Regions from separate parts of the Homo sapiens genome. Here region 1 is linked to region 2. A link is a contact called in ENCODE Hi-C or POLR2A ChIA-PET data. All regions are on one chromosome and are shown on one strand. Each heading gives the region's core, a stretch centred on a gene start or an enhancer-like site at or near the end of the contact. The rest is flanking DNA. Distances are from core to core; before and after follow the strand shown. Region 1 holds the start of RPS6KA2 (ribosomal protein S6 kinase A2). Region 2 holds the start of WTAP (WT1 associated protein).

Region 1 (5,164 bases), core at 2,208-4,707, 6.9 Mb after region 2:
TAGAAACCCCCAAAATTATAGTTGCCAGAGTCAACAACTTGGCCATCTCACTTGGTTCTATGCTGATAGAGGACAAAAATATTCAGTGAATTTCATTTTAATCTGTAATTAATAAACTGTTTCCAAATATGATTAAGTAACCTGACTTCTCTGTCACTTAGGGTTTAGCAAATGTTGGGTTATGGACGTAAAATTTATTTTAAAATCAAGTATGTTCAGAGAAGTTTTGCCAAGCATAAATGTAAAAGAGAGGAAAAAAAAGAAGGAACTTTAGAAATTTCTCATTATTTAAAAAAATAAAAAATGAAAATAAATAAAATCAAGTATGAAAACATTAGGACTGAGTCTCTCTCTGAAAGCCTTTTAAATGAAGATATTGTTTTCAACTTAAAGTAACTACATTAATTTCCTGTTTATGTCACTAGACTTTGAATTTCAAATAACAAAAATTTTCAAAGTCTTTGTATATTTCAAAATATAAATTTCACAGAAACAATTTTAAAATGTTTCCTATTATAAAACAAGTTATCTTTCTCATTCATCCACACAGAGGAAATACACATCTGTGTTCAGTACTTTGTGTCCTATTTCTCAACCTCAATCCATTGACAGACCTCCCCTGCTCAGTTTTACATTTTTTGATGAGTGCTTCTTGGCCTATAACCAGCTGTGAACACACAAACGAACAGGCAGCCTTCTCAAGTATGGGTAGGGCGCAGAAGAGGAACTTACTGGACTGGGGCACAAAGTCAGCTGCTTGTGAGACTCATCACTGGGTGGAAGTGCCCTGAGGCCAGGACTTCTATGTCTCGTGTCTTTTTGGACACAGTATCCAGAAAAAGACCAGCCCAAGACCCGGTCCTCCATAAACACTTGCAGAATGAATTCCTTGGAAAGCTTTTAACAAGACTCTCAAACTCTCAGGGTTTCTTCCCCTTAGCAATAGAATGAGGAAAGTTACATATGCTACCCCGATTTTCACAAGTATCAAATAATAGAAAGCTGGGGAATGCATTTGTAAAAAAGAGAGCATTGTATTAGCATTGACCTTTTTTTTTTTGAGACAAGTCTCGCTCTCTCGCCAGGCTGGAGTGCAGTGGCGCAATCTCGGCTCACTGCAACCTCTGACTCCCTGGTTCAAGCGATTCTCCTGCCTCAGCCTCCTGAGCAGCTGGGATTACAGGCACGCGCCACCATGCCCAGCTAATTTTTGTATATTTAGTAGAGATGGGGTTTCTCCATGTTGGCCAGAATGGTCTCGATCTCCTGACCTCATAATCCGCCCGCCTTAGGCTCCCAAAGGGCTGGCATTACAGGCATGAGCCACTGCGCCCGGCCATTATTGACCATCTTAGTGAGACCTCCAGCACCTAGTACGGGATCTGGCACACAGGAAGCACTAATTGACTACTTGCTCTTAGACTACATGTATTTTCAGCCCATTTGACCTCCTACATCGCTGATGGTTTATGTATGACTTCTAGAAATTTTATTTCTACATGGAAGAAACCTCGTTTCCTATTCCCACCACCCCCCCACCCCCCCCCCCGCTTGTTTCCCACTGTATTCTTTCCGGAGGCACGCCTGCAGCCCAGCCCTCCTTGCAGAACCCTGTGACACCAGAGGCGTGTGTATCCAGAATCAGGCAGATTCCTGAACTCCCACTGGTCAGCCAGTGTCTAGTGCTGCTCTTCATAAACAATGCCTGGAGTGTGCTCACACGTGTACCTCTTCTTGGCAAAGACAGTAAATGGAAGGAGACAAGGAGTTGTCTAATAAACTTGGCATTGAGATGAAACAGGAAACAAAGACATGTATCCGGATAAAGATAAATACTGTTCTGAGTTTCTGATCTTGTCAACTTCAGATTTTTTAAGTGCCTGTGTCCCAGGAAAATGATTTGCCTCACTGGTGTGCTTCATTTCTTTCAATATTAGACTTAAAAGCAAGCCCTCCTCCAGTACTGGATTAACAGTTTTGTTTGAAAGATGTGTTTTACCCTCGGGAACCGGCCATACTGATCCTATCTAGTACTTCCAATTCTGATTTAGGGATGCCATAAGAGAAACTTTTTAAACAAGTAATTCTCTTCTACTTTTTTGTCTATTCCTCAGGTCTCTCAATGGTTACAGAACCCATGTCTGTGTCTAATATCATGGCAGCTGGGACAAAGAAAACCAAGATGAAACATTTGAGATTGTTCCAGCTGAAACAAACCAACCAAAACCCCACAGGTGCCAGCCTTGAGGCAAAGGCGGGACAGTGTCAGGCGAAATCTTTGGGTCCCAGCCTCAGTCTCCCCATCACCATGTCTTTTTCACTTAAACACGTTTCACTGTTTTGTCATCTATAGATTCAACAATGTGATTTGGACACTGGGAATAAGAGAATAAGATTTGATGGTTGAAATAAAACACACCACGAGAGAACCGTCCACAAGGAAACTCTAAGATGCCAAGATGCGGGACAGGTAGAAAGGACAGGGCTTTGGGAGTACTCTGGGTTTTCAGGACGAATCTGTATCAGCCTCGGCGCTGCGAGGATATTGCATCAGGCTCTTTACTCCTGAACGCCGTTTTAGACGCCTAAGCAGATTGTGCTGCTGCCTGTTCTTCCCCGTTCTGTGAATTCTACACTGACTTCAAGTGCACGAATGAGCTACAAGATAAGGTGGAACCTGCCGGCCGGGCACGGCAGACAGCACCTGATCAGCGCCTCGGAGGGCGGAGCTGGGGGGCTTCTCCACTCGGGACTTTGAGGGACCCCCGCGGAGCGCTCCGCGCCACTCGGCGGTCTAGCTGCAGAGAAAGCCCCTCCTCACCCGGGGCTCCCTGTGGCCCACAGGGGACCATCCCACACCCCGTGCAGCCAGCGGCGGAGAAACCAGCTGGAAATGCAGTGGGGGTGGAGTTGCCCCCGCGAGGACCCACGGACCGCCCAATTACTACGGAGTCCCAGCGATAACGTTTGGAGCCGTTTGGTTCGATTTTCGGAACCGGACCAGCTTTCCAGTAACTTGAACTCCCTGACGGGTCTCGGGGTCCACCCAGGGGTGGCGAGGCGGGCTCGGGCGACCACGGCCCGCTCAGTGCCCGGCACCTGCGCGCCCCGAGGGCGGCCGCATTACCTCGAGCCGGCTCAGGCTGGAGCTCTTGGAGCGCGACTTCCTGCGCAGGTACACAGAGAAGAACCTGCGCACGGCGAACTTCTTCATGCTCAGGTCCATCGCCCCGCGCCCAGCCCGGAGCAGCCGCAGGGCCGGGGGACGCGCATCCCCGGCATCCCAGGCGCGGGGCTCAGGTCCGCGGGCGGGCACGCGTGGCCAGGGAGCCCGGCACGGCGGCCATGGGCGCGGGGCGTGGGGCGCGAGCTGCGGTCACAAAGGGCAGGCCGCGCCGGCCACCGCGGCCGGGGCCACAATCGCTCCCTCCGCCTCCTTCTCCGCCTCCCCTGCGAGTACCAGCGCCGGCCACGCGCCACGCCTACACCACGCCCACCACCACTACCACCAATCAGCGCCCGCCGCTCCGCGCCCCGGCACGCACACCTCCTCCTCCTCCGCCCCGCCCCGCCACTACGGCCAATCAGCGCTCACCACCCCTCCCGTTCCCACCCACCACCAGCACTGCCAATGAGAGCCCACCGCCCCGCCCGGGAGAGCCCCGCCTCTGCCGATACCTCCAATCATCAGCGCCGCCCTGTGGTTCCAGGTGCCCATCCCTCCTCCTCTTTCTACTCCTTCCTACAAGAACCAGCTCCGTGCAGCCCCGCCCCCACGCGGTTCCGCCCACGGCCCCGCCCACAGCACTGCCCGCCAATCAGTGCCCGCAGCCGCCGCATACCTAATGAGCCTCGGCCCGGGACAGCTCCCGGCCCGGGCGAGTTGTGCAGCTGCTCCGGAGCCGCGCAGTCGCGGGCGTTCCTGTCACGCAACTTCGGCCCGGCTGCTCTTTCTTCCAGCTTGGGGCCGTCATTATGTTTTCCTTCCTTAAAACATCCCTATGCACACTTTGTCATCATGTTTTTCTCTGCCGAACCAAACTTTAATTGTTGATCAGCAAACGCAGCCAAAACCTCAGCGGCACAGCGAGCGAGGGACCGCCGCCTGCCAGCGGGCCCTGCAGCTCGGCCAGGAGCCGCCCTCCGCGGAACCGGCGCCTTCCCTCCGCCGGAGCGGACAAAGGCGCCCGAGGGCGGGGGCTCAGGCAGCCCTCGGGGCGCCTCCCTCCCGCGGCTGCAGAACAAAGACGCATCCGCCCTCCGCAGCCGGTCCCGCTCTAGGAAACGTCTACACAGATGGCTTATCAGGGCCCGCGCTGGGAATACCCGGGCGGGGTGACCTGGGTCTAGGGCAAGGCCCTCAGACCCGCTGCTGGCGGCAGCGCCGCTCGGGATCCGCCTTAAAGGGAAACACTTTTTTCTTTTTTTTCCTAGAAATGCTCACCAAGGGCTGCAGCAGGGCCGAGAATGCGGGCTCACGACCCCGTGCAGCCTGCTCTGTTTTCCTCTTGTGCACGTGTTGAGTTTGTATTTAAAAACAGGGAGAAACCGAGCCCATTGACATAGCACCATCACCACCTGCAAAGAGCAGAAACGAGTGCGGTGGTGAGTTGACAAGTCTTGCTTGCTCTTTTGCAGTGCGAACTGCAAAATCCTCGCGTTGTTTTGCTCCCTGGACTAGTCAGATGTTGCGTTAATACTTGTGTAGTCTATTTTGGCTAAGGTGGGTAGAGAGGTCAGAATGTCCTTAAATAAGAGCTTTAAAGTCATGCTGCATCCGGGCTGAGGTGAGGTCAGATAGGCTCTCTGGGTTTCCTGGAGACCCGCGTTGAGCGGTGCTGCTCCGGAGTGGAAGCCGGGAGTTTAGCACCACGACTCTGGCGCTGCCCCTTCCTTGCTTGGTGAACTTGGGTGCCGTTGCACGTTGTTCCCACGACTCATCTCTAAGAGGAAAATACGAGTGAAACCTGTCTCACCTCCCTTACTGGATACCAAGAGGCTTATGCAAGATCACGGATGTGGGAGTGCTTTGTGAATTTAAATAGTGCAATTGATTTTCATATTATGTATTAAAGGATCTATAATGACTATTCTTTAAAAACAGAAGTGCAGGACCCCACAAGGACACCAAACACCACTTTTTGCTCCTTTTCAAGATGGTGTG
Region 2 (5,364 bases), core at 698-3,197:
TTTCAATTTGCTTTCAACCTTAGGATTTACTTTGTTTCCTTTTTTATTTACTTTTTTGGCTATGTAAAACTAAAAGTTCAAAGACAGAGAAATCTTGTCTCCACCCCCCACTCTTTATAGGCAACTAAAAATGTTAAGTTTCCAGGATATCCTTCCAATTCCTCCCCGAAAATAAGCATATACACATAAATATTCATATTAAATATAAATATATATTTTTATGTATTTAAGTAAATACATAAAAGCATATATGCTTATTTTTGCTTTTGAATACAGTGAATACTTACTACACTTAAATATTTAAGTGAATACTTAATACAACCTGAGACTCATTCCAAAGCAACACACGATTATTTCCTGAATCTTTTTAATGGTTGCATTGTGTTCTACTGTATGGATGCACCATTCCCAATCAGTTCCCTATTAACGGATATTTGGGTTATCCCTAACTTTTGCTATGACAAATAGCACTGCAATAACCTTGTATACCTATTGTTTCCATGTGTGGAGCTGCACCTTCAGAATAAGGTTAGGGTTAGAAGTATAACTGCAAGGTATAAGAATAAACACAAGTAATTTTGTACTCCGTGGAACTTGAACCATTTTTCCACTCCCACCAGGAAAGGTAATTTCAACGTGTATTTCCATTGTAAGTGAGGTGGAGCGACTTTCTATGTTTAAAGACCATTACGGTATTTTTTCTGAGAATCATCTGTTCATGTCCTTCCCCATTTTCTCCTTTGGCTTTTGCACTTTTTGTTTTCAATTTTTGAGAGCTCTTGTGATACGAGTTGCAAAGATTTTCTCCAGACCGATCTGATTCACTGGAAATATACTACGACCATCTGGAATGTACTTTAATCTTATCCTAATAAATCACCTTACTACAAGACACTCCTTTGGGGATGAACAGGTTTGATAAAGCCGGCTAAGGACAGACCAATCAAAAGAATTACGTGCTCTTCTAGTAAGTGTTTAGAGACTGTTTCACGTTCTCCAGGTAACACCGCCATTACTCGGCGGTCCAGATGGCAGTCTTACTTCAGGGAGTCTACTCCACTTGCAGGACCTCTTTGATTGAGTTCACTAAACCTCACAGGGCCGCCTTCCCCGTGTTCCAGTTAGCAAGGGGCCCTCAACGCCGCGGACACAGCGCAACCTCCGACGCCAGAGAACAATAGCTCCTCGATGCGTCTCCAGAGATGTCAAGGAGGAACGAACCCAGCGGCCAGGAGACTGCGCCTCACGACTGATGAGAGGGAAGGCATCGGTTTCTAAGTTCTCAAAACTTACAGGTGAGCTTCTGCTAAGAGTAAACGCCCGCGGCTCGCCGCCCACGGCCTCTCTCTTGAGGTGGCACCTGGTCCTCCGACACGCGGAAGCATCACGGATGAGCGTCACGAACACAGAGCGGCCAATCACGCGCCGCCTTCGCCCAGATCCCTCCGCACGAGGCAGCCCCGCAGCCGCAGGTGGCCCCGGCGAGTACTTCCACCTTCCCTTCCCGTGATGCCCTGGGGCTGACCTCCGACCTCGCTGGCCCGCCCCTCCCCTCGGCCGCTTCCCTTACTGAGCTTGCTGAGCTCCGGGGCCCGCGGAGCTCGCGCCAGGCTCCTGGGAAAGGACGGGGAGTGTTACCGGGGAGCAGCTGCTCCATTGTGCCTCGAGGCCCCGATCGGGCTAGGCCGACGGCCTCCCTCCCTTCACCTTTCCTCTCCTGGCGGGGTTCGGCGGCGGGCGAGTGACTGCGGCCACGCCTGAAAGGCGACTCTCCTGTGAGTGGGCCAGAAGGCGAACATGGCGGAGCGGGGAGGCTGGCGGGAGGCGGGAGGCGGGAGGCGGGAGGCAGTGGCGCTGGCCTGCGGCGCGTTCGGACCGGCTGTGGGGCGGGGCAGGGCGGAGCGGAGCCGTGCGGCGGGGCGGGGCCGGGCGGCGGGGCCTGGTTTCCTCCCTCAGCGCCATTTTGTGGCAGCGAGACCCACAAATAAAGGGGAGCGCAGGGGTTGCGGCGGGACTAGGAGCGCGGCGGGGCCGGCGGCAGAGCTGTCCGGCTGCGCGGTGGCCCGGGGGGCCCGGGCGGCAGGGCAAGCAGCGCGGCCTCGGCCTATGCGACCGGTGGCGCCGGCGCGGCTTCTGCCTGGAGAGGTAGGCGCGGGCCGGCTGGCGGGAGCGGACGCGGGGGACCTCCGGGGCCTGAGGGCTGATGCGCAGCCGCCCCCGGCGGGTAAGGGGCGGGCAGGGCCCGAAAGGCCACACGGGCCTGGTGCGGCACCGGTCTCTCGTGAGCCGCTCTACCTTCCCGCCTGCGGGGAACACTTCCGCCGCTTCGAGGCCATTTTATCTCTGTCCTCCGTCCCCAAGGCCCGGGTTGAGAGGGGTGCTCTGGCGGCCGGAGAGACCGGCCACTCACGGAGGCCGGAGGATGCCCTCCCCGGGCTGAGCGGCGGCGCTCGTTTTTTCCTCGCCTCGGGGTCGCCCCCTTCACCTCCCTTGGGCCTCTCCTGAGGACCTGGCGGCACTAACGAGTTCAGCAAGGAAAAAAAGAAACATTCGTTCCCTACATTTCATGTCACGCAGTAGGATGTTACTACGTTCTCTTGTAGACTTCCATTTTTAAATGAGTATAAGCATTCTGAGGAAAGAAACTGAATTATTGCAGATTTTTGTGAAATCCAAGTCTTACCTTGGATCCCTGTGAGACAGTTACTAGATTTTTTTTTCACCGTTTTTCATAAGTCTGTGTACACGTAATGGAAAAGCCCGAGTTCTTGTTTTGATAAGAAAGTCACTTGGTTGTTTGATCCCAAAGGATTAGCTTAACATTATCAAGGACTAGCATAACTGTGATTATGTAAAAAAAACAAAACAAAACAAAAAAACTATTATTTAGTCTGGTAGGGAAATACTTCTATGAGTATGTTACAATTGGAAGTTGTATTTGTGCCTATTTTATCTAGTTTTAGTTAATTCCATTGCTTCGGAAGATAAGTGGACGTCATAGATCCATCGCAAGTTCTCGTTTTTTGGATTTTAAAATTTTGACCATTAAGTTTTCTACGATAGATAAACATGTTGTGGACATTTAAAACCGTAATTTAAAACTATGAGCGAAAAATCTTTTCAAGATGGATACATTTTAATTCATTCAAGTAGCATCTGATTAGCCAAGTCGGGGAAAGATTGCAGTCCGCAAAGCTGGCTTGTGATAAGGTTGAGGTTACATTTTAAGGGTTTGGGTAGGTGTGTTTCTTACAGTGCTTTTATATGTTAAGGTATCTTAAGCAGACACATGGTTTAAAAGTTCAGTATTTTTAGTACTTTTTCATTGGCAGAATTTGGACAAGCTACCAGAATTGCTAACTCCTAAAGGATAAAAGTAATAATAATAGTGTGTCCCAGGCACTGCTTATTTTTACATGGCTCTTTTATGTCTAGCTTTTCCAATTCAACGTTGAGTCATGTTTGCTGAAAATATTTTTGTGTATTGTTTGTCAGAAATAAGCTGGTAGAGATGAAACACAATGTGTAAAAAGCCCTGTGATGTGGAGATGAGCATTGTCACAATTTGTACAGTACATTAAAGCGTTCAAGGTCTCTTATGGTCTTGTATGTAGTATTGAATCCCCTTGAATATATTGTTTAGCAGTTTTGATCATTATGTATTTGCTTCTTGCTCCTCAAAATTGTACGTTAGTTAGTAGGTCCTTCAGCAAAAGAAGACTGAAGATAGTATTTTGGTTTTATTCTTGTTTTTAATTTTTTTAGTTGTCTCCAACTTTTCTGCCTCTAAATATTTTGCTTCTTGTAGTTACTAAGCTTAACACAGAAAAACTTTTCAGTATCTCCACAATAGTAAACTTCATTGTGTATTGTGTATAACAAGATGTTCCATCTGACTAAAATATATTGCTGTAAATATTTTCTGCCTTTGAAGATGTAGTTAATAGAATTTAATCTTTTCTAAGTGCACATTGAAGTTGCCTTTTATGTTCATATTATGTTCATATTTTATTTGAAAAATCTATAGCATTTTTATTGTGCTGAAAGCATTAATATTTGCAGCACTTTGTGAGACAGGCAAAATTATCTTTTTGCTGACTTGGAAACTGCAAGAGTTAAAAGACTTGCTTGGAATCACACATGGCAGATAGAGGATAAGGAAAAGATGGCCTTTCAGTTCCTCATCAGTACCTTGCTACTACAGTGTCTGCAGATTGGTGTCTTACATTCAGCTATGATTTGTTCGCCAAGGTACCGTGTCTTCTTACTGAAGTTGTTTTGGCTGGCGCTTGCCTCCGTTCAGAGGGAACTGAGTTACCTAACTTTATGATGCTAAGAGCCAGGAAGGTACTGGGATCTGGGATGCTAGGCACCTAACCAGTCTAGACTGAACTCCATACTAAGCTGTTTTTCTGTGTTAAGGCATCAAGAGTAGATGGTGGTCCTGATTTTCTGAGATATATTATCTCTGAATTATCTACATAAATAACTGAAACTTTTATGTAATTTTAAAACTAGTCAATCATGTTACCACCCTTTTGAGGGGCACCAAATTTGAGACCCTTACCCCCAATTTATTAATTAATAGCTGTTTTAATCACCTAATAGCTGATCACCTAATGACTAACAGTCATTTTCATCCTGGAAAATGGGAACTAACTTTGACTTTGAAAAGTGCTGTTATTAAATGTGTGATTCATAAGAACTGAACATATTTTCTTTATTATTTTCCTTCAGGATTCAACTTTAATTGACTCCAAATGATGTTATGGTCATTCTGTTTTTCTGATACGAGAATAGATTGTTCTGAGAACCTAGAATATTCATTGCCTTTATGAATCTAGAATTGACTTTAAATTTAGGTTATTGTGTTTGTCATTTGCGCTAAAAAAAAAATTGCCCTGGGGAATACCAAACTTCTCGGTACATTCGTGTGGTGTGAAAGTCAAAATTGCCAATTAGGTTCTATTTTGACCAAATAGTTGAATGTTGTAGACAGTTGTAAATTTTGAACCTGTTCTAATTTGCCTTTTGCCAGATGGCGCATTTAACTTTGTGGCATATCATCGACTTTCAAGGAAAGATTTACTTTTCATCAGATTAAAGTTGAGGAAGGATTTTCTTTCTAAATACTGAGGCTCTGAATTTCCCAAGTTGGATACCCCAGACAGCTAGAGTGATCTTAAAAGTGACTCTGAGAGTTGACTTAGGAAGTGTAGACATTTATCCAAAATCTGTATTTACTCCTGACTTACATTACAAATACAGAGTTTTATTTTTAAAGAAAATTTCAATAAAAAGCACCATTTAATTAAAATCTACTCACCATCAAACTTTTTAAAAAGAACATAAGCCAATGTCAGG

What was found. Hi-C counts contacts between places; a loop is a spot of excess contacts on that map. ChIA-PET counts read pairs that join two places held with the same protein, here RNA polymerase II (POLR2A). Pooled maps may share reads with other maps.
Region 1: a loop to region 2 is called in a pooled map, with 14 times the contacts of the local background. The contact joins the promoter of RPS6KA2 here to the promoter of WTAP in region 2. A Hi-C loop is called at or near these places in 6 of 50 pooled maps. POLR2A ChIA-PET finds 5 or more read pairs at or near these places in 2 of 52 experiments (PC-3 and Panc1).

The regions. Positions count from the first base shown.
Region 1 is chr6:166,623,794-166,628,957 of GRCh38, forward strand. RPS6KA2 (ribosomal protein S6 kinase A2) reads right to left here and starts at 3,458. Exons shown (of 21, transcript NM_021135.6): 1 at 3,128-3,458. The coding sequence starts at 3,226. RefSeq lists silencers at 3,328-3,677, 3,738-3,907, 4,158-4,217.
Region 2 is chr6:159,725,559-159,730,922 of GRCh38, forward strand. WTAP (WT1 associated protein) reads left to right here and starts at 1,948. Exons shown (of 8, transcript NM_001270531.2): 1 at 1,948-2,145. It also overlaps a transcript of SOD2 not described here. RefSeq lists enhancers at 1,159-1,756, 1,237-1,326, 1,677-1,806, 1,757-2,354 and a silencer at 1,817-2,366.